2 separate regions of the Homo sapiens genome follow, and region 2 is linked to region 1. Evidence: read pairs that join two places in POLR2A ChIA-PET (ENCODE). Cell type or tissue: PC-9. All regions are shown on one strand. Each heading gives the region's core, and the rest is flanking DNA. Links, peaks and the distances in the headings are about the cores only. Region 1 overlaps ABCC11 (ATP binding cassette subfamily C member 11). Region 2 overlaps LONP2 (lon peptidase 2, peroxisomal).

Region 1 (15,829 bases), core at 7,232-11,231:
TCTCCTGCCTCAGCCTCCTGAGTAGCTGGGACTATAGGCACCTGCCACCACGCCAGGCTAATTTTTTTGTATTTTTTTAGTAGAGGTGGGATTTCACCATGTTAGCCAGGATAGTCTCGATCTCCTGACCTCGTGATCCACCCACCTTGGACTCTCAAAGTGCTGGGATTACAGGCGTGAGCCAACGTGCCCCACCCCAAACCACATGTTCTTAACCACTTTGCTCATCTCATGCAGTGTGGTGAGCACTGAATGCCTGGAAGAGAGCACGGCCAGTGCCTGGCATTGCACCAGCTCAGTGGAAGCTCCCAGTCAGCCCAGCTGTTATTGCACTCCCAGTGCATGTACGTGCTTGCTTCAGGGGGCTCAACGAGGAGTGAGATGGAGCCCCTTTGCATGCCCAAAATAACAGCTCAGCATGGAGGACTGATACATGTGCTCATGGACATACATGCACTCCAGCACATACATGCACTCCAGCACACACATGCACTCCAGTACATACATGTGCTCCTGCACATACATGCACTCCTACACATACATGCATTCTTGGACATACACGCACATGCCTGTGTGTGCAGAGCCTTCTGCAGACACATGGACATTCAGAGAGCTATGTGGTCCTCACCCTCAGACGCCTGGGAGTGCAATAACAGCTGGGCTGACTGGGAGCTTCCACTGAGCTGGTGCAATGCCAGGCACTGGCCGTGCTCTCTTCCAGGCATTCAGTGCTCACCACACTGCATGAGATGAGCAAAGTGGTTAAGAACATGTAGTTTGGGGCGGGGCGCGGTGGCTCACACCTGTAATCCCAGCACTTTGAGAGGCCAAAGTGGGTGGATCACGAGGTCAGGAGATCGAGACCATCCTGGCTAACACAGTGAAATCCCATCTCTACTAAAAAAAATACAAAAAAATTAGCTGGGCATGGTGGCGGGCCCCTGTAGTCCCAGTTACTTGGGAGGCTGAGGCAGGAGAATGGCATGAACCCAGGGGGTGGAGCTTGCAGTGAGCCGAGATCGCATCACTGCACTCCAGCCTGGGCAACAGAGCAAGACTCCATCTCAAAAAAAAAAAAAAAAAGGAACATGTGGTTCGGGATATCCAGGTTTAAAGAGGCTCTGCCCATTATTAGCTGTGTGGCTTTGGATAAATTGGTTAACCTCTCTGTGCCTGGGATTCCTCATCTGTAAAAGGGAGATAATAAAAGTTTCAAAATCATAGACTTGTGAGGATTATGTGTAAATGTGAGACTTAATGCTTGTAAAAACCTAGAGTAGTGCCTGGCCTGGAATAAATGCTCAATGAATATTAGCTATTATTGTTCCTGTCTTACAAATAGAAAACTTAGGGCTTAGAGCATTTAAGTAACTTGGCCATGTTCCCATAGCCAATAAAAGACAGGTGTGTGCACAGGCTCACATTCTCTCAGGGGACATACGCAAGATCCCAAGCCAATTAGAGAGAAAGCCACATAACCACAGAGGGGACAATTAATGAATAAGCCCTGGGGGAAGGAGCCCTGGACTGGTACAGCCCAGGTTCCCTTAGGCACTGCCAAGCCGGCCTCAGGCCTTGGGGCCTTCACGGATGCCCCTTCTGTGGGACTCTGTGGACAGTGAACCTTGGCCAGTCGCTCTCTCTCCACATCTCTCCCCATCTCCCAGCCCCCAGTGTGCTGGGCACAGAGGGATTCCGGCCTTGAGGTACACAGCTCACTATATCAGAATCTCCTACAGAACCCGTTTTAAAAATTAGATTCCAGGCTGGACACGGTGGTTAACACCTGAGTGCCAGCACTTTGGGAGACCGAGGCCAGTGGATCACTTGAAGCCAGGAGCTCAAGACCAGCCTGGCCAACATGGCAAAACCCCGTGTCTAACCAAAAATACAAAAATGAGCCGGGAATGGTGGCATGTGCCTGTAATCCCAGCTACTCAGGAGGCTGAGGCAGGAGAATCAAGTGAACCCAGGAGGTGGAGATTGCAGTGAGCCAAGATCGTGCCACTGTGCTCCATCCTGGATGACAGAGTGAGATCCTATCTCAAAAAATAAAAAACAAATTAGATTCCAAGACCCCAGCTCAGGACCAGACTCAGAATCTCTATGGCTGTGGCCCTTGACTATGGTCCTCCTGGCAGCCCCACCCATGCCCAGAGTGAGTCAAACCCCCCGGCTAAGGTCCAGAAGTCTGTTTCAAGTCTTAGGCACATTTAAGTTTGAGAAGCCCTGTTCTAGGGGCTGGGCTGTGAAACCCACCTTTTAAACAACCTTTCCAGGTGATTCAGAAAGGTTTGACAGCTCAATCAGGATAGGAACGGTTAGGTACAAAGACAGCAGCCAGGAAGCCAAGAGATCAGTGTTCTCGTTCCAGCTCTGCTAACATGCATCTGTTTGGACAACTCCTTCCCTTGTCTGGGCCTCAGTTTCCCCATCTGCATAATATGCACACTGGACTCTGTCATCTGTGGGCTCCCCTTCACTCCCAGTGTCCTGTGATCCTATTAAATACCTTTGAATACAGACTTCCCAATTCAGAGCTGACCACAAGGAAACAGAGCAAAGTACCAATTTCAGAAGGCCAAGCACATAGCTCCTAAGATCACACGTGGCCAGAGCCTAAGGTGTCATTGAACACCTGAGGACCCCCTGAGTCTGCCCAGAAGCCACAGGCAGAGGATGAGCAAAGCTCAGAGAGGGCCCACACAGAGTCACCCCCTCACCTGCAGCACGATGTTGACAGCCATGACTTTAAAGGAGTAGGGGGTGGAGGAAATGCCAAAAGCCACGAACAGGGCAACAGCCAAGGTCACAAGGTTGGTCATGATCTCCAGCCTCAATGCCATCCATCGTGTGGAAGATAGAAACAACAGCAGGTAGTTATTCTGCGCATCAGTCAGCCTCTTAAACCTGAGAAGGAAAGCACAGACTAAGAACCATGTGTTTGTCTGACCTAGGGTCTCCCCGGGTCAGGGTAGATACCGGCTGCTTCCTCCAGCATCCAGTTCCCCACTCCCAGCAGCAGGGCCTGATTTTTCTTTGGGGAGTTCCTCCCTACCCCTTTCTCAGCCATGAATTTGGGTGAAGTTGACCTGACTCCTAACCCAGATTGAGGAGTAGGCTCTGCTGCTAAGGCCCATCCTTAGCACGCGCTCCTCGCCTAACCTCTGTGACTCACTCAGGGATGGGTGAGTTACCCCAAATTGGCCACAGAGAGTGAATAAATGCCAGGACGTGTGAGTGAGTGTGGGAGTGATTCCTTTCAGTGGGATGATGGGATATCTGAAACTACCATTCTGCTACTAGGAGGGGAGCCTGGAGCCACCAGAGGGTCTCTGGGAGCTTAAAGGTAAAATAACACCATGGAAGGCAGAGCAGTAAAACCGAGACACCCGGGGAACATTAGCTGAGTCTCTGGATTAAGCCTCACTTTAAGCAAGTCCTCCTCCCCAGCCTTTTGCTATGAAAATTTTTATAAGTACCAAGAGATTAAAAGCTTGATTTAATGAACATCTGTATACCCTCTAATGAAAATTTTTTAAAGTACCAAGAAATTAAAAAGTTTATTCCGTGAACATCTGTATACCCTCTACCTAATTTAGCAATTGTTAGTATTTTGCCATATTTAAGTCATATTTTTAAGCTAGTTTGCATTAGTTTTTTCTGTCACTTCCAACCAAGAAACCTACCAATTTCCAATTTTCACATACCACCATCACAGTTTTCCATGTCAATCACAACCTGTACTGTTATTTGATTAGTATTATTATTTTACTTGCTTTGTTTGAGAATGTATATTAAAAGAAACTTTAATCACAACCTTAAATTATATAAATAATGGGTTTGATATGTTAGTTGCATTTTTTCTAAAGTACATTCAAATAAACCTTTGATTATTGAAATTAAATATTCATTTACTCATCAACTAAAACCATCTTACCATCTGAGTGGGCTATCACCCCAGCAGAGTGGCCCTTCTGACTCACTCTGTCCATACCCTCTGAACCTTTGCATAAGACATTCCAAATTCTGTCCACCTTACCTTTCTATACTGATTGAGTCACCTCCACCTTGAGGCCTTCCCAGATTAAACACAACAGACCCTGGTCACTCTGTGGCCCCTGTGCTCAAGCCACCTTGCTATCCTTCAAACCTACTTCCCCCATCTCATGGTCTTTGCATTTACTGTCCCCTCTGCCTGGAGAGCTCCTACCCACATATTTCCATAGCTCAACCCACACTTCATCTCAGGGTCCTTTTCTCTGACACCTTCCCCAACAACAGCTCCAATCCCTCCAGACTCTCTTCATCTGCTTATCTTAGTATATACCTTGGGGCAGGGTTCTCAGTGTGGGCTGAATGAATGCACCGCTCCAGGATCCCCTCAGTCCTAGAGTCTGCACAGACCTTGAGTGGTCTATAATGCCACTGAGAGAGCAGGTGCCACAATTAATCCAATATTCCAGCTAACTGAGCACATACCGTCTCCCAAATGTGTGCCCAAGTCTTACCCAGGCTTCAAGGCCAGCTCAGATGCCACCTCCTCCCGAAAGCCTTATCTGATTCCCCCAGGCCACCTCCTTCCCCTCTGAATTCCCAAGCAGTTTATCTGCCCCTCTCTTATGCTATCTACCTTCTTCAATCACGTATAATTACAAAAACATGTGCCTGTTTCTCCCTTTTTCCACCAGACTATGAACTTCTTGTAGGTGAAGACCGTGCTTGATTATTCTCTACAAACAGATAAGTTCGTGTTACACCATTAAACCTCAACAACAATCACAGGACTTGTTTGCTTGTTTGTTTCAACATTTAGGGGGCAAATCTATGGCATGAGTAGTGAAGGAAGTTCTATTATTTAGAAAGCTATTGTTCCTCATTATTTTGTTAAAGATAGATATTTGTTTGGAAGTGAAAGAAATAACATAATGCAAGATGTGTTTGCACAGTAATGCACCTTATCATTAAATGTATGTATACATATGTCCATATATATATACACAATATATACAAGGTCTTTAAAGTTTACAAACATTTTTCCTATCATTTACATTTTTCATTCTTATAAATGAAAGAATGGTTCAGCAGGTTCTGGAGGCTCAGAGAAATACGTCCATCGAACAATGTGCTCTCTGATGCTTTTGAAGATGATGCCACTCCCAGACGCTCCATTCTTTCCCTGCTCCCCACCACCCCTGTGGTTCCATCATTCTCAAATGGCAGCAGAAGGACTCACTGGCTGATGAAGTCTTCAGTTTTTCCATAGACATGGATGGAGCTCAGGCCTTGCAGAGAATTGAGGATGTGGGAGAATAAAGGAGACCGGCTATAGTTCTCCAGTCTCTTGAACACACCGATGGCCTTCTTGAACATCCTGCATGGACAGTGGAGGTAAGGGACCTGGACCGTCCACCTCTGGGACCATCTAGTCTGGGTTGGTCCCAGCCTTGCTCCCCAAGTCACAAGCAAAAAGAACCTACTCACATATAATAAATGAAGCAAATAACCATGATTATGGCTCCCATTAACAGGATATATGGAGACAGCACACTGACAATCAACAGGACGGCGATCACCATTAAGGACAGGACCAGGAACTGCTCTGAAAAGATGGGCAAGAGCTGGTCCAGCTGTTCCAAGTCCCCTGCGAAGCAGTTCAAAAGCCGGCCTATTGGGATGGTGTCAAAGAAACTCATGGGGCAGCGGAAAACCTGCAGGGACAAAATCAACGCAGACCATGAGAGAAGCTGCAGGCCCTGCTCAAGATTGGATGAAGATGCCTGTTACCCTTGACTCTAAAGAGCCACGGATCCCAGGGGTCTCCAGGGCAGGCAATGTAGAGCAATGATTTAAAAGCATGGATGGGCTCCACGGCTACCTGACTCCTCCACCTACTGCTGTCTGACCTCGGGCAAGTACTGAGTTCCTCTGAGTCTCAAGGTCCTCGTTAGCGAAATGGGAATGAAAACGATGCTTCACAGAGTTGTAGTGAGGATCACACAACTCCTCAAATATACTAAACACTGAAGTGTATAATTAAAAGGCTGAATGTATGGTATATGAATTATATCCTGTAAAGCTATTAGAGAGAGAGAGAATACATTAAAAATGCTCAGAGCAGTGCCTGCCCCTGAGGTAGGAGGTGAGACTTGACTCTGGAGGCAGGGTTTGAACGCCAGACCAAATTGAGGACTAGCTAAAACAGGGGTGGGGTGGAAGCCACTTTCCATAAGACAGGCCCACCAGTGTGTCGTGTCAGTTTACCATTCCCATGGCAACACCCAGGAGTTACCGCCTCTTTCTGGGTCATCAATGACTTGATGACTTGGAAGTTGCCACCCTTTTCCTAGAAACTTCTGTATAAACTGTCCCTTAATCTACATGTAATTAAAAGTAGGTATAAATATGACTGCAAACCTGCCCTGAGCTGCAGCTCTCAGCACACTGCCTACGGGGTAGCCCTGCTCTGCAGGGTCAGTCACAGAGCTGCAACACTGCCAGAACTGCAACAGTGACACTTCAGTAAAGCTGTTTTCTTCTACCCTACCACTGGCTTGCCCTTGAATTCTTTCCTGGGCAAAGCCAAGAACCCTCATGGACTAAGCCCCAGTCTGGGGTTTACCTGCCCTCCATCACCCCCAGTAGGGCATTCTACCAATACCAGCTCTTATTATTTTCTACAGATGGGACCATTTTCACTCAGGACTGCCAAAGATTAGGAGCAGCAATCCTACTGGGTTGCACACGATTTGGACCCTTGGATCAAATTTAGCCTTAACTGCCCCCTTCTTGAGGGTGGCACCTGCAAGTTGATCTCTAACAGCCAGTGGCCATGAGGCCTTTCGGAGATCAAAGGACATGTCAAACCACAAGGTAGGCTCTAACAAAAGCATTTAGTTTGGTGTCCTTGTTTTGCAGATGAGGAAACTGAAGATTGCAGAAGAGGAAGTGGCTCTGTAACTTACTCATTACGCAAGTGGTTAATGGCAAAACCATGATCCAATTAGGCCTTCTGAGGCTTCCCCAAGCCTGGCACAGTCACTCTTCACAGAAGGCAATTTCTTAAAGGTTCATGGCACTGACCAAATGACCACCTACATTTCCCCATGTACTTCTCAAGCTATAATGCAAGAAGTAGAAATGAATAGAAGCCAATGGCATTTATTAAAGCCAAACTCAAAGAAAGAGGAGGGAAGGACATTTTGACGGTTACTAAATGTAATTATTTGAGCCATGAAGTGTTCTCTGTAGCTGCTCTCATCGCAAATGCATGGATACTGCTGACCAAGCGTAGCTCTCATGTATGTTTGCTTTCTAGCTGGTGGGGTAGTGAGGGTTGGAGGAGCAGATTTAAAGCCTCCTTGCTTTTTCTGCCTCTAAAATCCCTTCAATTTTATTTCCAGAATGTTTTATTAAATACTTGAGCTAAAGCAATCAGAATTGTCATGATCACTCAGAGGAATCAAAGGGCAAAAGGGTCACCCCTTCAAGGACTCTGAGCACACCTTGCAGGTGCGGGGCATGGCAGGGTTGTGGAGGGGACACAGGAGTGGACGTCAGCTCCACTGTGGGTGAGGAAGATGCATCTGTGGAAGCCCAGCATTACTTTGGATTAGGGACCAATGGTGGCGACAAAGGGAAAATGGTTTCAGTTTCTGATTGTCTTCTAAGTATCAAAATGATCTGGGGTTGTTCTTGTTTGTTCATTTTTGCTTCATTTTTTTCTGTTGTGCTTGCAGTTGAGCGAACTTTTTAAGATTTATCCTTTACTTGTGATTCTTTAAAACTACAAAGACAAATTTAAAGTTTAAAAAGCCATGAAAGGACTGGAAAAAGGAAAATATTTTAAACACAAAACACGTTTTCATGGAAAGAAACTTGAACATTTCTCAAAATTAAAATACGAAATGTCATTTAGAGGCATGGGCACTGGATATTTCTAGAATCTTGGAATGTGCCATCAAAAGAAACTCAGAGACCACCTTGAGGGCCGAGGGCCACCCCCAGAGGCCGGGTGGGAAAGTGTCAGGCCTCAGGTAGAATTTCCCCCTCCTGCTTTCTGGTTCTGCCAAGCTTTATCTGAGAGGTGGGGAAAAGCTTTGTCTCACCCTGCCAAAGTTGAAACACTTCATGGCAACACAATTTGCATTCAGTCTACAAGGAACGATGGGCCGCTCCTCACCTCCTGCGTCTCCAAGTCAAAACCCCCACTCCCACCTCTGAGATTAGCCTTCCAGAGCTCCATTCTCCTCCCAGAAGTGCTCTGCTTTTGTTCACCTTCAGTCTCCTGGTCTTGAGCTGGCTAAATCTGATTCCTCCTTCAAGGAGTGAAGTCCCCAAGAAGGCTTTCTGGACTCTCCCCACTTTCTTCCCCTGCCCTCAAGCTAAGACAAGGTGCCTCTTATGTTCTCATGGCCCTGTGTGCTCCATCCCGTGATAAACTTTACATATCTACGACAATGGCCTGTTTTCTTGTCCATCTCCCCCATTAGACTATACATCCATGATGGCCCAAACCCTACCTGCACTGTGCATTCTCTAATGTAAGCCTCATGCCCACTGCAGAACCTGGCACATAGTAACACTTAGTAAGTGAGAGAGAGGAATGACATTTCCAAGAAGCAGTGTGATACCATAAGCAATTTGGTTTTTTTTTTTTTAAATGAGATAGGGTCTCACTGTCTCCCAGGCTGGAGTGCAGTGGCATGATCTCAGCTCACTGCCACCTCCACCTCCCTGGCTCAAGCGATCCTCCTTGATCCTCAGTCCCCCAAGTAGCTGGGACTACAGGCACAAGCCCCCATGTCCGGCTAATTTTTATATCTTTGGTAGAGACAAGATTTTGCCTTGTTGCCCAGGCTGGTCTCGAACTCCTGAGCTCAAGCAATCCACTCACCTCAGGCCTCCCAAAATGCTGGGATTCCAGGCGTGAGCTACTGCACCCAGCTGACAATTCAGTATTCTAACCAAACACATATTCCAACTTTAACATATGTGAGATTTCAGTTTCCTCATATGTAAAATGAGGATAATATCCACTTCAAAGAGAACTCAGGGCAATCATAAGCAACTCTGTATATGACCATGCTCAGCCAGTGGAGGCCAGCGTCACTGTGGCCCTCCATCAGGGGACACTGAGCTCTTAGAACCAGACTTCCAGCAGGAGAGCTCCACCGCACTTTCATCACTCCCTTCTCACCAAGCAGCCTGGTTCACCCAGCTGCAACTACATTTTAGAAAAGGCAAAGCTATGAAGAGAGTAAAAAAGATCAGTGGTTGCTGGGAGTTTGAGGGTAGGGAGGGAGGGATGAATAGGTGGGACACAGGGTTTTGTTTATGGCGGCGGAACTATTCTGTACCATGGATACATGTCATTATACATTTTTCAAAACCCATAGAATGCACAGCACAAAGAATGCACCATAAGGTGAACTATGGATATTCATTAATAATAGTAATTAATAATGTACCAATATTGACTCATCAATTGTAACAAATGTCCCACGTTAATGCAAGATGTTAAGAATAAGAGAAATGGGCCAGGTGCAGTGACTCACAACTGTAATCCCAGCACTTTAGGAGGCTGAGATGGGCAGATGGCTTGAGCCCAGGAGTTCAAGACCAGCCTGCGCAACATGGCAAGACCTGTCTCCACAAAAATACAAAAATTAGCCAGGCATGGTGGTGTGCCCCTGTGGTCCCAGCTACTCGGAGGTTAAGGTAGGGAGGACTGCTTCAGCCCAGGAGGTCGAGACTGCAGTAAGCTGTGATCACACCACTGCACTCCAGCCTGAGTGATAGGCAGGTATATGAGAACTCTCTGTACTTTCATCTCAATTTTTCTGTAAACGAAAAGTGCTCAAAAAATAAAGTTGGCTTGGTTTCAAGTCTTTGCTATTGTGAATAGTGCCACAATAAACATACGTGTGCATACATGTGCATTTATCTTTACAGCAGCATGATTTATAATCCTGAAGCTGGAAACCATCATTCTCAGAAAATTATTGCAAGGACAAAAAACCAAACACCACATGTTCTCACTCATAGGTGGGAAATGAACAATGAGAACACAAGGACACAGGAAGGGGAACATCACACACTGGGGCCTGTTGTGGGGTTGGGGGACGGGGGAGGGATAGCATTAGGAGATATACCTAATGTTAAATGACGAGTTACTGGGTGCAGCACACCAACATGGCACATGTATACATATGTAACTAACCTGCATGTGCACATGTACCCTAAAACTTAAAATATAATAAAAAATAATAATAAAATAAAGTTGGCCGGGCATGGTGGCTCACACCTGTAATTCTAGCTACTTAGGAGGCCAATGTGGGAGGATTGCATTAGCCCAGGATTTTGAGACTAGCCTGGGCAAACAGAGCAAGACCCCATCTCTACAGATAAATAAATAATTAAGGTCTACTAATAAAAAAAAAATAGGCCGGGGGTGGTGGCTCATGCCTGTAATCCCAGCACTTTGGGGGGCCGAGGTGGATGGATCACTGGAACCCAGGAGTTTGAGACCACCTTGGGCAACGTGGTGAAACCCAGTCTCTACAAAAAATACAAAAATTAGTCAGATCTAGTGGCATGTGCCTGTACTCCCAGCTACTTGGGAGGCTGAGGCAGGAGGATCACTTCAGCCTGGAAGGTGGAGGTTGCCATGAGTGGAGATTGTGCCACTGCACTCCAGCCTGGGCTACAGAGCTCTAAAAAATAAAAAAATAAAAAAATAAAAATGAAGCTGGGCAAGTTCAGAGCTCAGCCTTCGGCCCCACCCAGCACCCAGGCCCATACCTTGTTGAAGAGCTTGTTGTGCAGGGCCGTGGATGCCTTCCTCGTGACCTTGGTGAAAATCCCTGAGGAGCAGACCCCCACACAGATGAGGAGCAGGGCGTTGAGCCCGTACACCAGCTGGTAGAAGGACAGTTGAGGATTGTCTGCAATGTTGCCCAGGTCTGCCATGGTTCCATTGCTCTCTCGGCTGCTATTGGTCTTCAAGAAAGAACAGGGGGTCTGACTGCAGGTGTCCGGGGGAAATTCAGTGGCAGGGAAAGCCTTCTCCCTGGGGCCACGTGAGAATCTGTGGCTGGTAGAAGGTGAAGCTGTTTGCCCAAACCTCCCTGCTCAGCGCTTGGCTACTCTCTTTTGCCCTTCATTCCCACTGCCCTGCCCTGCATCAGGCCCTCAGAGTCTGCCCCGTGGACACTGCAGCAGCTGGGCCCTTGTGCACGCTCTGCTGTGATGCAGCGAGAAGCTTGGGAACGTGATTTCCCAGAACCCCTCCCAGCATGGTTTCAGGTCAGATTCTGCCAAGGAGAGGCACCCACAGGGAAACAGAAAGGTGGAAGAGGAGAAGCCAGCATGCTCAGTGGCAACTGTGGGCAGGAGCATGGGGTGTGGGGTTTTTCCAGAGGCTGGAAGGCATCCTGGGAATCACCCACTTCAGTTCAGCTGAGATCCCTGATGGCCAATTCCCCTCCAATGGTTGACTGAGCCTCTAATTCCCTATATTAAATCCTTGGAAGCTCTAAATACTTAGAGTGGCTTCTGCTCTCCTGACCCAAACCTCCTGGTACACGATCCAGAAATTAACCATATGGAGTACTGTGGGAAAAGCATGGCTTCGATTCTAAGCACCAAGTTCAAGTTCCGGCCCTGTCCTGTCCTAGGGCAGGTTCTTCATCCTCTCTAGGCACAGGGTCCCCTTGGAAAAATGGAGACAGTGGAACCTTCCTCTGAATGTGGGTGGGGAGATTAGTGAAATAACTTGACACAGTGTGGCCCGTGGTGGCTCCCAGCTCACAAGACCAGAAGTATATTTTAAATAAACCATAGTATGGAGGCCAGCCTGGAGCTAAAGGAGACAGTTACTGCAGTGGAATGCAAAGATTCTTGGGGCACTGTCTGGGGATATAAATCTCTTGGTTTTCCAGTAAGACTGCACAGGCGACCACCCATTCTACAAAGTCAGGAGGCCTGTGCCAGGGGAACCCCAGAGTCCTGGCTCCCCACGGTTCTCTCTGGAACACCAGCTCTGGGCTTGTCATGTGGGTCCCAAGCCATGCTCTGGCTCTTGTGGTCTCAAGGAGCAAGAAGTCACCCCACCTCACTCAAGCCCATAGAAACACAGCCCATCCACCTCATGGCACTCACCCCCGAGCCCTGCTCCAACCAGTAGCTCAGCCACCAGAAGCTGAAGATCGTTAAGAAGACGATCAGCACCACGAAGAAGAAAATTATGCAAGAGACCATGTAACCTGGGAGGGAGACAGTGGTGATGTACAAGTGCCACAAACAGGTGCGAGGCAACTGCTGACTCAGCTGCTCGGCCATCTCTGTCTTTGAGTGCTTGGAAACCCTTGAGCCCCACCCAATGTGGACACCTTGGAGGAATGGGAAGAGCTGGGTTCCAAAGTCAGAGAGCCCTGGGTTCAAATCCTGGCTCCACCACTTCCAAACCGTGTGACCTTGGATAAGGTACCAAATGTCAGCAACATACCACTTCTTTACCTATGAAATAGTGATAACCTTACCAGCTTCAGAGCCATGCTGAAGATGATATGATATAATGTGTGTGAAGCACTCAGCCCAGTGCCTGGCACAGGGCAGTGTTCTAGAGAAGTTAGTTCACCTTATGCAGGTCCTGCAGGTTCAGTTTTATAAATAATAATAACAGTTACCTTTTATGTGGTACGTACTATTATGTGCTACATGCCAGGAATAGTACCAAATGTATGCATTATTTCTGAATTAGTAATTCCTATCCCCATTTTCAATAGTGCTACTGTGTGAATGTATGTGTCTCTCCAAAATTCATATGTTGAAACCAAATTCCCAAGGTGATGGTATTAGAAAGTGAGGCCTCTAAGAGGTGACGACCATGAGGATGGAGCCCTCATGAGTGGCATTAATGCCCTTAAAAAAGAGGCTTCAGAGAGCTGCCTTCCTGGTTTTTTGTCCCTTTCACCATGTAAGGATACAACATTTATCCCCTCCAGGGATGGAGGACACAGCGTTCAAGGCGCCATCTTGGAAGTAGATACTGGGCCCTCACCAGACAAAAAACTTGCCAGCACCTTGATCTTGGACTTCCCAGTCTCCAGAACAGTGAGAAATAAATTTCTGTTCTTTATAAACTACCCAGTCTAATATATGTTGTTACAGCAGCACAAATAGGCTAATAAAATGAGGAAACTTAATCTGAGAGGGGAACTCCCTTGCCCAAACTTGCAGAGTTGGTGAGTGGCAGAGCTGGGATTTGAAGCAGTTAAGGGCAGGAAAAGGCAGGGTACACTCCTTGGGGCACTGCCTCCTGCTCTAGCACTCCTCTCATCTATTCATGCTCACATGTCCCGTGCCCACAGTCTTTTCCCAAATTCTATCCTTCCTTCAAGGGCTATCTCTTCTTTGATGAGATTTGAGATTCCCTGGCCACAGAGATCTCTCTTACCATCTGATGGAAGCAAGTCTTAATTCTCCAGCTAGATTCCAGGGTTGGTTCTTAGATGACTTTATACCCCTCCCCTCTAGAGCTTGGCACAGTGCCTGGAACATAGCAGGCACTTTGTAAATACAGATCAATGTAAGCTGCTAGATCCATTCATGCATTTCACAAGCATTTGCTGTTTCCTGCTCTGTCTGGGCAGGCCCTGGGTTACTCCTTGCAGGATACCCATGGTGGACGGGGTGGGGACGGCGTTCTGTGTGCACAGCCTACCTCTTCCTCCCCCAGGCATGCAGACAGGAGACATCTTACACAAGGGTCAGCTTCCAATGTAAACGATGAGTAAAAAGTTTCATGGAGTAAAAATTACTCTCAAAAATCTCTTAAATTACTTGATAAGTACAGCACCATATACTGAGTTTTGTGTTTACAACATTGTACAGTAAATATACATGATGATATATACCATTTAATAAGGCAGTAGCTTTGAACTTCTAATTGCCCTCTGCCTGCCTTAAGAAATAAAAATTAAGAAATTTTAAATCACACCAAAATAAAAGTCCCACCACTGTGACCTTTTGCGATGTGGCCGCTATTTTCTCTCCGATTCTATTTCATGTCTTTCAGTGCTGCTCATGATAAACTCAGCTGATTGTAAAACCTGCTAAGGGAGCAGAGCCCAGAGTTTGAAAAACACTGAAATAATGAGGCAGGGGCACTTTGGGAGGCTGAGATGGGAGGATTGCTTGAGGCCAGGAGCTCAAGACCAGCCTGGTCAACATAGCAAGACCCCATGTCTATTCTATTTTTTTTAATTTTTTTTAATTAAAAAATAGAAAAACACTGAAATAATGAGTATACATGAAAATATAACTTCCAACCTTGGCTTTGGTGGTAGAGTTGCTATAACTGAGTAGAGTTTGGTTTTGCAAGTTAGGCCAATAAATACCATGGCTCCTCTGGACCTCTCTACTTCACATGACCTCACGTGTTCCAATCTGACCCAGTTCCAGGGATAGGGCTGCTCCAAGAGAGAGCCCTGGGCTGGCATGGGGACCGTACCTCCAGCTGCCTGGATGTAGTGGTGGTAGACCCTCCAACTCAAGGAGCCTTCTTCCATCTCCTCCTCCTGTGTGAGCTGATGCTCCGGCACTGGGTCAGGGTAGAAGAAGAGAAAAGTGGTATGCCTGCCAATCACATGATCTGCTTCCTTCTGTCTCTGGCTTCGATCCTGTGCCAGCTTTTCACTTTCCAGCTTCAGTGCCCCACCTATGTCTAAGGTTTTTCATGGAAGACTCTACTGAAAGAAACCTTTGACCTGGGCTCCAGAGCCTGGAAAGGGATCCATCCTTAGCCATTCAATAAACTCTGGAGGGACTGCGGGGTCTCACGTGTGTGATGGGCTGAGAGAAACGCAGGAAAGAATGAAGAAAACCACCTGGGACCAGAAAACCTAGGTTTCAGAACTGTCACTATGACACTGTGCAACATCAGGCAAATCACTTAACCCTTCTGTTTCCTTGTCCGAAAAAACGGAAAGCCGAGAAGTTTGCTAAGATGCCCTGCAGCCATACACTTCTGAGATAATGCTTCACAAAACAGCCCTGACACAAGCCCAGGTGGACTCTTGGCCTTGAGCTTGGCCTGAAGACCGGTACCTGGAGATGCCCATAGATGTTTCTGATGATAATTGTAACAACAAACATCACGACAGTGACTGTCTGCTGCTGCTGCCTGCTATTCTCCCTTCTAATAACGACACCCCAGTATTTCCTGGGGAACGGTGCTCTTTTTCTGGAATTTTAATCCTGAGGGAAATTACACCAGGATGGAAATTTTTTGAGTAGGTTTTCTTCAAAAAGCCTCAGTTGGTGGCCGGGCACAGTGGCTCATGCCTATAATCCCAGCACTTTGGGAGGCCGAGGTGGGTGGATCACTTAAGCTCAGGAGTTCGAGATCAGCCTAGGCAACATGGTGAAACCCAGTCTCTACTAAAAATACAAAAATTAGCCGGTGTGGTGGTGCGTGCCTGTAGTCCTAGCTACTTGGGAGGCTGAGGTACAAGAATCTCTTGAACCTGGGAGGCAGAGGTTGAAGTGAGCCAAGATCAAGCCACTGTATTCCTGCCTGGGCAACGGACCAAACTCTGTCTAAAAAAAAAAGACTCAGTTGGAGACAGGAGCCTACAATGTGACAGGTACTGTGTAGGGGGCTTCCCTATATATGACCTCATCTAATCTCCACTTTTGCCGAGAATTCAGAGAGGTTAAGTTAGATGGCTAAGGTCACACAGCTTTGTAAGCAGCAGAGCTGGGATTCAAATCCAGAACTGTCTTACTTGAAAAATGGAAGTCGCTCCCTTCTGCTACTCTGCCC
Region 2 (15,829 bases), core at 5,007-9,006, 100 kb after region 1:
ATCTTTAGTAGAGATGGGCTTTCACCATGTTGGTTAGGCTGGTCTCGAACTCCTGACCTCGTGATCCATCCGCCTCGGCCTCCCAAAGTGCTGGTATTACAGGCATGAGCCACCGCGCCCAGTCAGAATGTATTAGAATGTATTTCTTAAGACTGCCATAACAAAATACCACAGACTGGGTAGCTTTGAAGACCAAACAGAAATTTATTTCCTTATGGTTTTGGAGGCTAGAATTCCAAGACCAAGGTGTTTATAGGTTTGATTTCTCCTAAGGCCTCTCTCCTTGGCTTACAGACAACCGACTTGTGGCTGTGTCCTCGGGAGACCTGTGTGCATGCATCCCTGGGGTCTCCTCTTTCCTCTTATAAGGGTACCAATTGTATTAGACTAGGGGCCCACTCTTACCTTCATTTAACCTTAATTACCTTCTTAAACACCCTGTCTCCAAATACAGTCTTCACCCTGACTGCCCTTGAGACAGAGCGGAGGGGGTTAGGGATTCTGTCAATTTTGAGGGGGCACAATTCAGTCCATAACAAAGGACATATATAATAGATACATAATATATATGTACCAGTGTGCCCATATCATGTACTTTATGTAAAACGAAATCAGTTTTAAAAGGTAATTATATTTTCAATGAAAGCACTGTGTTCTAATTAGATAATTGTTTTTACTTCATAATATGTCTATCCTAGCTTATTATATAAATAAAAGTGTCAACTCTGTTATTTTCTTGTGGTTCATACCTTTGCCTATACCCTTTTTAATGATACTTTGCAGGAATCTTTTTAAACCACTCAACCCATTTGTAATATTAGGCTCTGTGAACCCGGAAAATTTGAGACAGGTCTCAGTTAATTTAGGAAGTATATTTGGCCAAGGTTGAGGACGCGCGCCCATGACACAGCCTCAGGAGGTCCTGACGACACGTGCCCAAGGTGGTCAGAGCACAGCTTGATTTTATACATTTTAGGGAAGCATGAGACGTCAATCAGCATATGTAAGGTGAACATTGGTTTGGTCTGGAAAGGCAGGACAGCTCTCTGGAGAGGGCTTCCAGGTCACAGGTAGATAAGAGACAAACCCTTGTGTTCTTTTGAGTTTCTGATTAGCCTTTCCAAAGGGGGCAATCAGGTTTACCTCAGTGAGCAGAGGGGTGACTTTGAATAGAATGGGAGGCAGGTTTGCCCTAAGCGTTCCCAGCTTGATTTTTCCCTCTAGTCTGGTGATTTTGGGGGCCAAATATATTTTCTTTTCACAGCACACATGGACAGCAATGTGCTGTAATTATAGTTAAGGCAGATAAGTGAGGACACCACAGGCAGCCTTCGACCTTATGGAACTTCTTCTAAGTGAAGACATCAATTCCATTTTGGATATTAAATATTTACAAGCTATTTTTTTCTGGTATTTATAAATAAAAAAGATAAATACAAATACTAATATTTTCTACTTGCACTTTGGTGGGTCATTTTCCACTTTTGTGACCACTGGTCTAAATAGATAAACAAATGTCTTCACAAATGGGTAGTAGGTTCACAGGTGTTCATTTTGTTATTATGCATCATATCTTATATATATTACATATATTTGATGTATTCAAGATTGTAAAATATTTTAAACTAGTGATAATTTTGCTTGAAAATTCTGTAGGTGTTATTCTAATGACATTCTCATTTTTATTGCACAGGAGGAGGAATCTAAATCTTTTCAATCTATAGTGTCAAGGTCTTCTAGAATATTTTCGTTTCTTTAATCCCTATTTTAATTTACTGAGACCTCTTCTTTAGTTATATTAACCAGTTATGAATTGTATCTCTTAATTTTTCCCGTATTTATCCCCTACATGTCTCTAAAGCCCTTTTTCTTCTATGTCCTGAACACTTTTCTCAAGTTTGTCTTTATCACAGATTTAATTTCCATAGTTGAGGATATAGAGGAAAAGTAAACTCAGTTTCTCCTACTGCACTCTCACAACACAGAACACCTCTGACCAAATGCACGGGTTTTTTCTCCATATGCCAAGCAAGCAGTTCTTCAGCAACCGACCACAGCTGGGTGTCCTCTAATTCAATTCTGACAAAGTGTATCAGATCCTACGGGTTGAGCACTGAGTCCCACAAGACTGCCTCCCCCTTCAGATGCCAGTCGTGAGTTGACTTCCAGAACGTGTGACCAACCAGTTATAAATTGGAGTACCCACAAGCCCCCCTCCTCAGGTTTGCTTAATTTGCTAGAGTAGCTCACAGAACTCAGGGAAACAATTTACTTGCATTTACTGGTTTATTAAAAGAATATTTTAAAGAATACAAACAAACAGCACAGGAGCTTCCATCCCAGTGAAGTCAGGGTCCACCAGTCTTCTTGCACCTGGGTGTGCTCAAATTCACCTTCCTGGAAGCTTCCTGACCTCAGTCCTTTCGGGTTTTTAATGGAGGCCTTGTCACATAGGCCTGATTGATTAAATCACTGGCCATTGGTGATCAACTCAACTCTTAGCTCTTCTCCCCTCCCAAGAGATTGGGCTGGGGAACTGACAAGTCCTCAGCCCTCTAATCATGCCTTGGTCTTTCCTGTGACCAGCCCACATCCTGAAGCTGTGGAGGGACTGCCAGCCACCAGTCAATCACTAACATACAAAATGATACTTATCACTTTGGTGATTCCAAGGATTTTAGGAGTTGCATGTCAGGAAACAAAGAGATGAAGGCCAAATATATATTTTACAGTATCATAATAGTATTAATTGTGTGTGGCTTTCAGAGCTGATTTTAGTTATGTTATTTTATCTTTATTTTCTGTTGTGGAAAATTTCAACCATAGCAAAAGCAGAGAAGATAGTATAATGAATTCTGTGGACTCATCACCCAGCTTTAATATCTTGTTTCATCTATTGCTTCCCATTCTCCCCTACCCAACCTCTGATTATTTTGAAGCAGATTCCAGACATCATCTTTTCATAAATGTTTCAGTAGCTATCGACAAAAGATATACACTTTTAAAAAGCATAATCATACTATATCACACCTAAAGATGACAGTTACCTAGTCTTGTGTAATGAACTCTATGTAATCTATTCCTGGATTGCCTACAGACATCTATAGTTCTTCTCTTGTCAGAAATTATTATTGAAGAATAATTCTCAGTGTACATTCCTCCCACGGTTCATCCCATTGTGACTTCACATTCCTAGGAATAATGCGTCATATCACAGCTATTTCCATTCCCAGTCATACTTTGTAGGTAGGAATTATAGTCCTAGGATTGATACAGAAAATCTTTTAGTTGGGGAGAATAAAGGAGAAACAGCCCTAATTATTTTTGAAAGTGGCCCTGGATGTGGGCAGTAGAATCCCTGCTCTGAAGTTAGGGTAAGAAGATGAGGTTTGATAGCTACAAAGCTCTTAATTGTAATTTTCGTCCTTCCATGGACTCACCAGTTTGCCTCGGAGCTTCATCTGAGTAGTGATTACCAGAAATTATTTTCTGCCAGAATATTGATCAGTATTTCTGATGCTGTTTAAATTCTATATGTCTTTTTATGCTTTTGAAAACCAGAAAGTATCTGAGACAGGTCTCAACCAGTTTAGAAGTTTATTTTGGCAACGTTCTCCAGAGATGATTGTGAGGGCTTCAGTATTTAAAGGGGAATGGGCAGATATTGGGGAAAGAGGAAGAAATTTTAAAAGGTATGAGTAGACAAGAGACAAACGGTTGCATTCTTTTGAGTCTTTGATCAGCCATTCACCTGTGAGAGGGGAGCAGAGGAATAGTCACTGACGCATTCATCTAGCTTAGTGAATCTGCATTTCTACATAAGATAAAATAAATATAGCGTACAGGAAGCCATCAGATATGCATTTGTCTCAGGTGAGCAGAGGGATGACTTTGAGTTCTGTCCTTTGTCCTGTATGTGTAAAGAATAAGCTATCAATTTACATGGTTGGGGTGAAATTCAACAGAACTGTTACAGGTTAAAGATCTTGGGGCCCACAAGGAATTTCTCAGTGGGGGGATTGTGAGGGAGATATGTAGCTTTTTTTGTCTTTGTAGCTATCTTATTTGGAAACAAAATGGGAGGCAGGTTTGTGTGACGCAGTTCCCAGCTTGTCTCTTCCCTTTTGCTTAGTGATTTGGGGGTCCTGAGATTTACTTTCCTTTCACACTCTTCCTGAGTAAAAGAGGAAGGCAGGCAAATTGGGCACAAATTTAGCCTAAGTCTGCCTCCTTACATATTAATATTTTAAGTTTGGCCTAAAGGTTTCCCCTTACAAAGTAAACTGCAGCCTAACTAGCTGTGTAAACACACTATTCTTAACACCAATCACAGATTTTCAGCAAGTCACAGGAAGTCAGCTGTTAACAAACTTTAAATAAAGCAAACACCAAGCTGTAAGCAATCCCGCTGTTTCTGTACACTCTTTGTTTTCTGCATGTCGCTTTCCTTTTTCTGTCCATAAATATTATCAAACCATATGCCAGAGTTTCTCTGAACCTATTCTGTTTCTGGGAGCTGCCCAATTTGAGACTTGTTCTTTGCTCAATTAAACTGTTAATTTATCTAGAGTTTTTCTTTTAACAAGCATCACTAATTTTTTCTCCTTATAATCTAGGTATTCTGTCACACTGTTTTAAAAACCTCCTTCATAATTCAGAAACATTGCTTTATTAATTTTCCTACTTTTTAAAAACGCTAGTGTCTTAAAATTTTAAGAGAAAAAAATTACTTGTTCAAGTCTGACAGCCATTTCTAAAACATATCCAGCATATATGAATTACATATGCTTAGAGCCATTAAAGAATAGAATTTTTTCCGGCCAGGCATGGTGGCTCATGCCTGTAATCCCAGCACTTTGGGAGGCCGAGGTGGGCAGATCACGAGGTCAGGAGATCGAGACCATCCTGGCTAACATGGTGAAACCCCATCTCTACTAAAAATACAAAAAAGTAGCCGTGCATGGTGGCGGGCGCCTGTAGTCCCAGCTACTCGGGAGGCTGAGGCAGGAGAATGGCGTGAGCCCGGGAGGCGGAGCTTGCAGTGAGCCGAGATCGCGCCACTGCACTCTAGCCTGGGCGAAAGAACGAGACTGTCTCAAAAAAAAAAAAGAATAGATTTTTTTCCTTAGCTAGTGTTAAAAAATTACTCATGACGCTTATTAAAGGTGGTAAGGATTACTTTATTCAAGGTGGGAGACTACGTATAAGAAACACTGCAATGGGGTTTTGCAGTGACAGGAGGAGAGTGAATGGGGAATCAGTAGAGGGAAACATTCTAAGAGGAAGAATTGGGGTTACGGGGGATTCTCACTAGAAGGACACAACAGAACTCTTGCTGAAGGGAGGCCAGGGTGAAAAGATACTGGGTTAGAAGTGAGAACAGATACGTATGGGTATGGGTCATTTTTGCTAACCTGACTTAGCAGGATTCTTGCTCAAATTGGATTTTACAAAGACAGAGGGAAGGCTGACATTGGCCTAGTTGAGCAGAGGACTCAGAGGAGCCTGACTCAAGTTTGCGTCAAAAGAAGAGCGTTTTTGTCACTAGATGATAGTTTTAACTATTTTCCATACATAAACATTTTCCGTACCTAAACAGTTTGTTTGTTCATTTGTTTGTTAGTTTGTGTTGGATTTTCACTCTGTCGCCCACGCTGGAGTGCAGTGGCGTGATCTCAGCCCACGGCAACTTCTGCCTCCAAAGTTCAAGCAATTCTCATGCCTCAGCCTCCCGAGTAGCTGGAGCTACAGGCATGTGCCACCATACCAGGCTAATTTTTGTATTTTTTTTTAGTAGAGACAGAGTTTCACCATGTTGGCTAGGCTGGTCTCAAACACCTGACCTCAACTGATCTGCCTGCTTCGGCCTCCCAAAGTACTTGGATTACAGGTGTGAGCCACCGTGCCCGGCCTGTGAACAGTTTTTAGATGATTAGTAGATAGTAAGACCACTCTTAACCAATTCAATACTGAACATAATTAGTTTTCCTTGATTACTTGAAAGTACTTGTTTTTTAATGATATTAAACATTATTAAGTCTTGTGAAAATGTGAAATTAGAGCTTTCTGGGAATTCTAGATAGAGTTTCCAGTAATAATTAATGTTTAACAAAATTCAGAATTATGTATGAGGCCTAGAATTAAGACTAGCTTGGGGCTGGGCGTGGTAGCGCACGTCTGTAATCCCTGCACTTTGGGAGGCCAAGGCAGGTGGATTGCTTGAGGCCAGGAGTTTGAGACCAATCTGGCCAACATGGTGAAACCCCATCTCTACTAAAATTGCAAAAATTAGCCAGGTGGGGTGGTACGCACCTGTAATCCCAGCTACTCAGGAGGCAAAGATTGTAGTGAGCTGAGACCATGCCACTGCACCTCAACCTTGGTGACAAAATGAGACTCTGTCTCAAACAAAACAAAACAAAACAAAACAAAAAACTAACTTTGGATAGTTTTGAAAATAAGTAAAACTTCAGAAAGAATCAGAAGGTAGGAAAAACTGCTTATATAGTTAAATTGTGGTTGGTGAGTATATTAGTCATTTTATTGCCTTTTTGAATATGTATGGCAACCCTATTTATAGTAATTGGGCGTAAGTGAGAGTGTTAATATGTTTAAGGTTTGGAACATGTAGAAGCTGTTGGTGCCTTATGAAAGTTCTGCACCAGCCCCTTAGCAACAAGTGCCTGTGACTTGAAGCTCTTTAATGTACAGTTGCACATTTTAAGAATCCAAGTTGACTGATAAATTATCTAATGTATCTAATTCAAATATTTTTAAGAGCTATTGTAATCCCAGTACTTTGGGAGACTGAGGCAGGCGGATCACTTGAGGTCAAGAATTTGAGACCAGCCTGGCCAACATGGTGAAACCCCATCTCTACTAAAAATACAAAAGTTAGCCAGGCATGGTGGCGCACACCTGTAGTCCCAGCTACTCAGGAGGCTGAGGCAGGAGAATCGCTGGAACCCGGGAGGCGGAGGTTGCAGTGAGCTGAGATTGTGCCACTGCACTCCAACCTGGGCAACAGAGTAAGACTCTGTCTCAAGAAAAAAAGAGTTATTGATGTTTTGCTTATTATAAGCAGCAATGTTTTGTAGTAAGCCATTTTTAAATAGTGAATTTTTTGCTGTATCAGAATATAGTAGCATAGTAATTTTTACTCTTATTTAACTCATAGCAAAGGTTACTCTTATTTGGAATTCTCCTTTCAGTTAAATAATTTATACCAGACTTTCTGAAAATGTTTGAGGAGGATTATATGGGTTCTTATTTACTGGTTCTTTGAGAATTTCAAAATACTTTACACATTTGCTTTATATTCCCATAGCAGTTTAGATAGGGTGTGTTACCAAGATGGAAACTGGTTCTGCAGGACTGGTAACTTATGATGGCCAAACAATGAGTCATTAATAAATAGATTTTTGAACAAAGCTTGAAACTGTAATTTCTGCTGCTTTGTGCTATTACATTTTCAGAAATTTTGACACTGAACGTATTTTATTTTTTAAAAAGTATGTAGAATGTAGAGAATGCAAATAATAATGCTCAGATGTTAGTTTTGTCTGTTTCTTAAATTCTTCTGAGCAGAAATACCAACCTTGCCAGTACATCATGTGTGTTTTCACTTATATACAGCCTTCTGTTGGCACTACTAAAGTTTTTAAAATGTTTTTTGTTCTCCCCTAGGTGTTGGATCCTGAACAAAACCATAACTTCACAGATCATTATCTAAATGTGGCCTTTGACCTTTCTCAAGTTCTTTTTATAGCTACTGCCAACACCACTGCTACCATTCCAGCTGCCTTGTTGGACAGAATGGAGATCATTCAGGTTCCAGGTACCTGACTCTTAAATCATTATGATACATCTTGCCTTTCTGACCATAACTTTAAAATTAGTTATGCTATGGAGTTTTGACTAAAAGAAGTTCATTTGCCAACATACAATCTTCAGAAGTTCTGAGGAATGTATATAAATCAGTTTCTATGTAGCTTCAAAGTCTGGAAGAGCAAAACAGCAAACGTTGACAACAACAATTTCAGATTTAATTAGCATGAAAGAATGATAATTTTATGACAAATAAGACATTCTTCTTTAGTATAATTTCTAAAATGGCAGGCTGTGTGTGGTGGCTCACACCTGTCATCCCAGCACTTTGGGAGGCTGAGGCAGGTGGATCACTTGAGGTCAGGAATTCGAGACCAGCCTGGCCAACGTGGTGAAACACCATCTCAATAAAAATACAAAAATTAGCCTGGCATGGTGGCGGGCGCCTGTAGTCCCACCTACTCGGGAGGCTGAGGCGGGAGAATCCCTTGAACCTGGGAAGGGGAGGTTGCAGTGAGCCTCACGCCACTGCACTCCAGCCTGGGTGACAGAGTGAAACTCCATTTCAAAAAAAAAAAAAAAAAAAGAGTAACTGAACTTTCTCATAAAATCTGGCCTCACTTTTATATTAAAGTGCATGCCGCTTTTAAATTCCTCTTGAATCTGTCAAATAGTTAAATTTTTTAAATGTCTTCCCTGTCACTGGAGCGTGCAAAATGTATTCCTTCAGTTACTAACACTAGATAAGTTATAGCATTTTCACCTTATTTTAATTGCTCAGAATTGTTTTTCCCTGGAAGAGATCAAATATCACTGAGTTTTTTTTTAATGTAGAGTAGAATCTAAATGTCTTTATTTATTTAATTATTTAGAGACAGAGTCTAGCTTGTTGCCCAGGCTGGAGTGCAGTGGCACGATCTCGGCTCACTGCAGCCTCCGCCTCCGAAGTTCAAGTGAGTCTCGTGTGTCAGCCTCCCAAGTAGCTGAGATTACAGGCACTCGTGACCACGCCCAGGTAATTTTTGTATTTTTAGTAGAGACCATGTTGGCCAGTCTGGCCTCGAACTCCTGGCCTCAAGTGATCTGCCTGCCTTGGCCTCCAAAAGTATAAGGATTACAGACGTGAGCCACCATGTCCAGCCTAAATGTCTTTTACTTATTTTTTCTTTTTTTGAGATGGAGTCTCACTCTGTCACCCAGGCTGGAATGCAGTGGCACAATCTTGGCTCACTGCAACCTCTGCCTCCTGGTTCAAGCGATTCTTGTGCCTCAGCCTCCTGAGTAGCTGGGACTACAGGTGTGCACCATCACACCTGGCTAATTTTTGCATTGTTAGTAGGGACAGGGTTTCGCCATATTGGCCAGGCTGGTCTTGAACTCCTGACCTTAGGTGATTCACCCGCCTCAGCCTCCAAAGTGCTGGGATTACAGGCGTGAACCGCCACACTCGGCCCTAAATGTCTTTAGATTCTAAATGTAATCTAAATGTATTTTTCATATTAATCTGAAATATATTTTTACTACTAAGTGAATTATAATTGGATTTCTGTTTGTTTTTTTTTTGAGATGGAGTCTCACTCTGTCACCAGGCTGGAGTGCAGTGGCACGATCTCAGCTCACTGCAACCTCTATGTCCCAGGTTCAAACAATTCTCTTGCCTCAGCCTCACAAGTAGCTGGGACTACAGGCGTGCACCACCACGCCCAGCTAATTTTTGTATTTTTAGTAGAGATGGGATTTCACCATGTTGGCCAGGAAGGTCTCAATGTCTTGACCTCATGATCCACCCACCTTGGCCTCCCAATATAACTGGATTTCTTAATTATCTGTGAGCATTGCAGGTTCCTGTATTTAGTTTTAAAATATGGTAGAGTAAAAAGTTAATTGTGTGTATTTAAAGTCTAAAGTAAATAAGTAATGAATTCCCTGGAAACTCCAAGTTATGGCAGAAAATTCATTAGATACACTAAAGTAAAGTGAAAGAATCAGGACAGCTGCTGCAGAGGGGAGCATATGATGCCACCTTCTTCCTTTGGCAGATTTAGCTGTCCGATCTTCTAGCTTTCCTGGTGTTTACTAACCTCTTTCCATTCAAAAGGTGCCTTATCAATTCATATTTTTAATTTTTGCTTGTTAAATGGAAAGGGACATTAGTTGGAATTTTGTCTTACGGGATTTAGAGACAAAGGAAATCTATATTTATTCAGGCTATTAAATAAGAACATTATGTGTTCTAAATATACTATATATAGAAAAAATACATATATACATACATAAATACATATGCACACATATATAAATACATACACACACACACACACATATATATATATACCATCATGTGGAGGAAAAAACCTTTTATATGGACATCTTAGGTTTTCTTTTGCTGCTACAATTTATTTTATAGTCATAGTTCTGGAAACAGTATCTTTAGAGCCCTTCCCTTGGAACCCACTGCTTATTTAATTGAGGTGTGTGTGTGTGTGTGTGTGTGTGTGTGTGTGTGTGTGTGTGTTTCAAGTATAGATCAAATTAGGCTAAAAAGATGCATTTATTCTTCTATTTGAAATTTCAGAGGATTTGAGGATAAAGAGATAATTGTCTCTAAGATTTGAGGTGTTTTCCTCTTTGGGAAATATATCATTTAATCAGAAAACTTTCAAGCACTGTGCTTAGTAAATGCTTGTTTTGTTTGTGAAAACGTTGGAAATTTTAACAATTATTGACTTAGATCAAATTTCTTTTTCTTTTTTTTTTTGGAGGCAGTCTCTGTTGCCCAGGCTGGAGTGCAGTGGTGCAATCTCAACTCATTGCAACCTCCACCTCCCCAGCTGAAGCAATTCTCGTGCCTCAGCCTCCAGAGTAACCAGGACTACAGACATGCGCAACCATGCTCAGCTAATTTTTTGTGTTTTTAGTAGAGACAGGGTTTCGCCATGTTGCCCAGGCTGGTCTCAAACTCTTAAGTTCAAGTGATCCGCCCGCCTCAGCCTCCCAAAGTGCTAGGATTACAGGTGTGAGCTAACGTGCCTGGCCAGAATAAATTTCTTCATTGTAATTATAGTCTCATTTGAAATAATACTTAAATTTGTTCTAAATCTAAGATCCATTTAATCTACATTTGATTCATTAAAAAAGCATGGCACTGGCTGGGAGCAGTGACTCATGCCTATAATCTCAGCACTTTGGGAGGCTGAGGCTGGTGGATCACTTGAGGCCAGGAGTTTGAGACCAGCCTGGCCAACTTGGCAAAGCCCTGTCTACTGAAAATACAAAAATCAGCCAGCGTGGTTGTGCATGCCTGTAATCCCAGCTGCTCGGGAGGGTGAGGCAGGAGAATCACTTGAACCTGAGAGGTGGAGGTTGTAGTGAGCCGAGATCACGCCACTGCACTGCAGCCTGGGCGACAGAGCAAGACTCTGTCTCTAAAAAAAAAAACAAAAAACAAAGCATGGCATTATGGGAGCCATGTAAATAATTACAAAACAAGATCTCTTCTTTTCCAGGTTATACACAGGAGGAGAAGATAGAGATTGCCCATAGGCACTTGATCCCCAAGCAGCTGGAACAACATGGGCTGACTCCACAGCAGATTCAGATACCCCAGGTCACCACTCTTGACATCATCACCAGGTTAGTTAGCCATCCTGAGGCTTCATTAACTCCAGGCAACTTTTGAGTATTTACTGAGTTACCAAACAGGACATAGAGTATCAATATTTGAGTTTTTCATCTTTTGAGATAAGCCACAGTCTCCTGAAAAGGAGATTAGTTTATTGGCATCCCATAGCATCCATTTCTCTTTCTTCAACAACTTCCAGCAAGTGTTATCATAACTATTGATTTACACCGTTCTCTACACTAGGCAGAAGTTTACAGAGAAACCATTTGGAATATTGTTATAGCTAAAGCTGAAATTTATGCTTTGCCACAATAGCAATATAAGGGGTTAATTTGATCATTTAAAAACCAAATACATGGCAAATATAGAGACACTTTTTATGCCCAGGATCTTGAAAGTTGTTGAATTCTCTTAAGAGGTGATATGCTACTTTCAGATAATCTGATTTAAGTTACTCACTTTTCTTTTCTTCTCTTTGGCTGAGAGATTTTTAAAATCCTTAGAATTTTGATCTTCAGAATTAACACTGGAACAATAGAGAAGGTGCCTTCCCAAGTTTACTACCAAATGCTTAAGCCTGTAGCAAGCAGTGTGTAAATTATCTGAATAGAGTATTGCTTAGTCTAATTTACAGATTCCCTGTTTGAATGGAAAATATACTCTGTTGAGAATTTATATCCACCACAGCCTCTTACAGTTTTCCTAGCTCAGTATTACAGATCCATTGCATCATCCAGCAAGTCATGTCAGGCTGCCAAGCTCTCCTCTTGCGGCCCTTTTCTAGTAACTACTGTTTTTAAGAGATTTGAAGTATCTCTCTATTTTGAACTTTGACTTAGAGTTTGGCCAGACTGTCTTTTGATCTATGCCTTCTTATGGATCTATTTAGATTTATATACAAAGCAGTAAGACTAAGTCTTACCTGGGGGTTCCTTTTCTTAATTTGTCTTGTGATTTATGGTGTAGATAATGCCAGGAGAAATAAATTAAGTGACTTATATGTCTGAGTCTTCCAACAATATCATTATTCCAGATAACACCCATGATGCCTTTGGGTAACTTTCAATAAGTCATTTAACATTTTTGATAGCTTCCCCATCTGTAAAATATGAGGGATGGAGAAAAATCCAGAGTTTATCTGAATAATAATGATTCTGAAGAGTGATCATTATTTATATTTCCCAGTTGTTACCTAGAGAACTGTTTCTTTTTTTATGTATACTTGTTAACTCAAAATATCAGATCTTAAAAGCTGTGGACATAAGGAAATATCTGGAGCAGTTTTGTTAGTTTTGATATTGTTTTTAAAAACAGCACAAGTATGTACTATTCCAGGCACGTTTTTGGATATTTAGTGAGTTACCAAACTTAGGACATAGAGTATCAATATTTGAGTTTTTCATCTTTTGTGATAAGTCACAGTCATAGACCCTAATGTTCTAGTCTTTCTTATCTCCAAGTATAACTCACCTGCTTGAATACTTCCAGTCCCAGTATGCTTAATTCTAGCGAATAACTACCTTTTCATGGGTAATTCTAACTGTAACAAAGATATTCTTTTTATTTATTTATTTATTTTTTAAGACAGGTTTTCATGCTGTTACTCAGGCTGGAGTGCAGTGGCATGATCTTGGCTCACTGCAGCCTCTGCCTCCTAGGCTCAAGCCATCTTGCCATCTCAGCTCCCAAGTAGCTGGGACCACAGGTGCATGCCGGGCGTGGTGGTGTGTGCCTGTAATCCCAGCTACTCGGGAGGCTGAGGCAGGGGAATTGCTTGAACCAGGGAGGTGGAGGTTGCGGTGAGTTGAGATCGTGCCACTGCACTCCAGCCTGGGCAACAGAGTGAGACTCCGTCTCAAAAAAAAAAAAATAGAGATGGGGTTCTCACCATCTTGGCCAGGCTGGCCTGGAACTCCTGAGCTCAAGTGATAATTGTTACAAAGATACTCTTTCTATTCACTTTTCTATAATTTTCTTCTTCTGCCTTATAGGAGCACCTGGAATCTAAGTGTAATTCCTCCTTGTACAGCCCTTCTGACATTAAGATAAAATACTATCAGGTGCTGCACACTAAGTGTTCTCTTCTTCAAGCTAACCATTCCTCTCCTCTGTACCATTCCTCTTGATGTAGTTTCAAGACTTCTCACCCTCCTGATTAGTCTTCTTCTGAAAGAATCCTGTATATCAATGTGTCTTTTAAAATTAAACACCCAGAATTGAACACAGTGTTTCAGATAGAGTCTAAACAGTTCATGGTATAGGAAGCCCATGCTTTTCTTATTCTGACTATATTATTTTATGACTGTATCTCTAGATTCTTAGCTTTTTAAAGATTATTCTCTTCCCTTTTTCAGTGAATTTCGCTAAGCTTGGCATATCCCATTTTGTATTTATAAAGCTGAATTTTTTAAAGCCCAAATGTAGAAGTTGTTAAGATGCCTCCCTGTTTTCTCCCTTATTGAAATTATACGTAGTTGCATAATATAGGCTTTATATCCTTCTATACCTTTGACTGAAATGAGTATTAGAGTGTTTAGCTAAGAGCTTTTTATCTGTCTTTTCTCAGAACTTTTAAAATCTGCTTTCCTAAAGTCTACAGTGTATGTCTGACTTAATCAAATGTATGGCTTTGTCAAATCCAATTCTTCAGATAAAACTGCATTCTCCACCTGATCCTGTCCATTCAGGTCCATCCAAAGCTGAGTGGCCAAAAGTGGTTTCACTATATAATGGTCTGTGGAATGACTTAACGGAGTTTGATTCTAATGTACATGTGTTTAAAGCAGCTCTGCTTAAACCACACATAGCATCTTTTTCACAAAGTCCTCAAAGTCAGTGCTGTCATCACTTAGCATACCTTCTTCCTTTAGAAATCTTCACAATGAAAATACACTGAAGAAAGGTGGTTAGCAAAGTGCCTAGTGAAAACCAGATTTCTGTCTCAGATTTGTTTTTGTTTTAGTTCCACAAAGAGCACAATTTCTCTTATTCTTTCAGTAGTATTTCAAATACAATGAATTTATCTAGAATTTTCCTAAATTGACAAATTTTGTTTAAGAAAACTCTTCAACAAATTACCGAGGAGTAAATGGTTTTTTATATGCTGCCAAGTTTACTTTGGCAATGTAAATTGAACTAGAACTAGGGTTCATTTTTAAGTGTAGGATTATAATTCAAGATAATCTGTATAAAGGAAATTGTTGTAGCTGAAAATAGATCAAAGTATTGAAGAAATAACAATAATGAGGAGTTTTAAGTGTGGAAAAGTTAGTACTCAAGAAAGGGTAATGAACTTTTAAATGTACACTGTTTTACCAAAAATGTTAATCACATTACCTCTCTATTTTTTTAAGTGGTATATAGTCAAAAATAAAATATTTTTGTTTGATGACAGGTATACCAGAGAGGCAGGGGTTCGTTCTCTGGATAGAAAACTTGGGGCCATTTGCCGAGCTGTGGCCGTGAAGGTGGCAGAAGGACAGCATAAGGAAGCCAAGTTGGACCGTTCTGATGTGACTGAGAGAGAAGGTTGGTGACCTTGTTCTGGCATTCTCAGGCCTGGTGGCTAGGAGTGAGTGACAGAAGAAGGTTGGGTATGGAGGGGAAGGTGTTGGGTAGTCCTTGGAGCAGTGGCACACATGACTCCACTGTTAAATGCATCCAGTAAGTAATACCTTAATGTTTCAACATATTTCATCCAGAGGATTGTCTTTTACAAATAGCACAGTTTTAACTGGAATAATAATATGAATGCTTTGAGGATATAGGAACTGTATTAGGGTTCACTAGAGGGACAAGACTAATAGGATAGATGTGTATATGAAGAAGAGTTTAAGGAGTATTAACTCACACAATCACATGGTGAAGTCCCACAATAGGCCATCTGCAGGCCGAGGAGCAAGGAAGCCAGTCCAAGTTCCAAAATCTCAAAAGTAGGGAAGCCGACAGTACAGCCTTCAGTCTGTGGCCGAAGCCCCAAGAGCCCCCAGCAAACCACTGGCGTACGTTCAAGAGTCCAAAAGTTGAAGAACTTCGAGTCCAATATTCGAGGGCAAGAAGCATCCAGCACGGGAGAAAGCTGAAGGCCAGAAGATTCAGCAAGTCTGATCCTTCCAGCTTCTTTTCTCTGCTTTATTCTAGCCATGCTGGAAGCTGATTAGATGGTGCCCACTCAGATTGAGGGTGGGTCTGCCTCTCCTAGTCCGCTGACTCAAATGTTAATCTCCTTTGACTATATCCTCACAGACACACTGGAACAATACTTTGCATCCTTCAATCCAAAGTTGAAACTCACTATTAACCATCACAGTAACTTTCTCCAGATGTATAATGATGGTGTACGTTATGTATGGGTTCTGGTGTTATCTTATTTCTTTCTGA

What was found. ChIA-PET counts read pairs that join two places held together with the same protein. Peaks named below come from ENCODE experiments on the same cell type or tissue, not always from the same donor. Only the 100,000 strongest peaks of a DNase experiment are listed, where the experiment ranks them.
Region 2: POLR2A ChIA-PET joins it to region 1 with 7 read pairs; 2 of 35 experiments call an interaction of 5 or more read pairs at or near these places.

The regions. Positions count from the first base shown.
Region 1 is chr16:48,181,717-48,197,545 of GRCh38, forward strand. It overlaps ABCC11 (ATP binding cassette subfamily C member 11), which reads right to left. Exons shown (of 30, transcript NM_001370497.1): 18 at 14,516-14,605; 19 at 12,163-12,266; 20 at 10,804-11,001; 21 at 5,485-5,711; 22 at 5,237-5,374; 23 at 2,724-2,910. Among named protein-coding and RNA genes, the nearest start is that of ABCC12, 34 kb to the left of the region's middle. RefSeq lists a silencer at 6,722-7,016. In PC-9, for the core only: no CTCF peak of the experiment used is centred there; no DNase peak of the experiment used is centred there.
Region 2 is chr16:48,288,329-48,304,157 of GRCh38, forward strand. LONP2 (lon peptidase 2, peroxisomal) reads left to right here. Exons shown (of 15, transcript NM_031490.5): 9 at 7,687-7,837; 10 at 11,334-11,460; 11 at 14,844-14,977. Among named protein-coding and RNA genes, the nearest start is that of ABCC11, 49 kb to the left of the region's middle. RefSeq lists an enhancer at 12,010-12,304. In PC-9, for the core only: no CTCF peak of the experiment used is centred there; a DNase peak (open chromatin) is centred at 7,343; H3K4me3 peaks cover 1,148 bases; H3K27ac peaks cover 2,693 bases.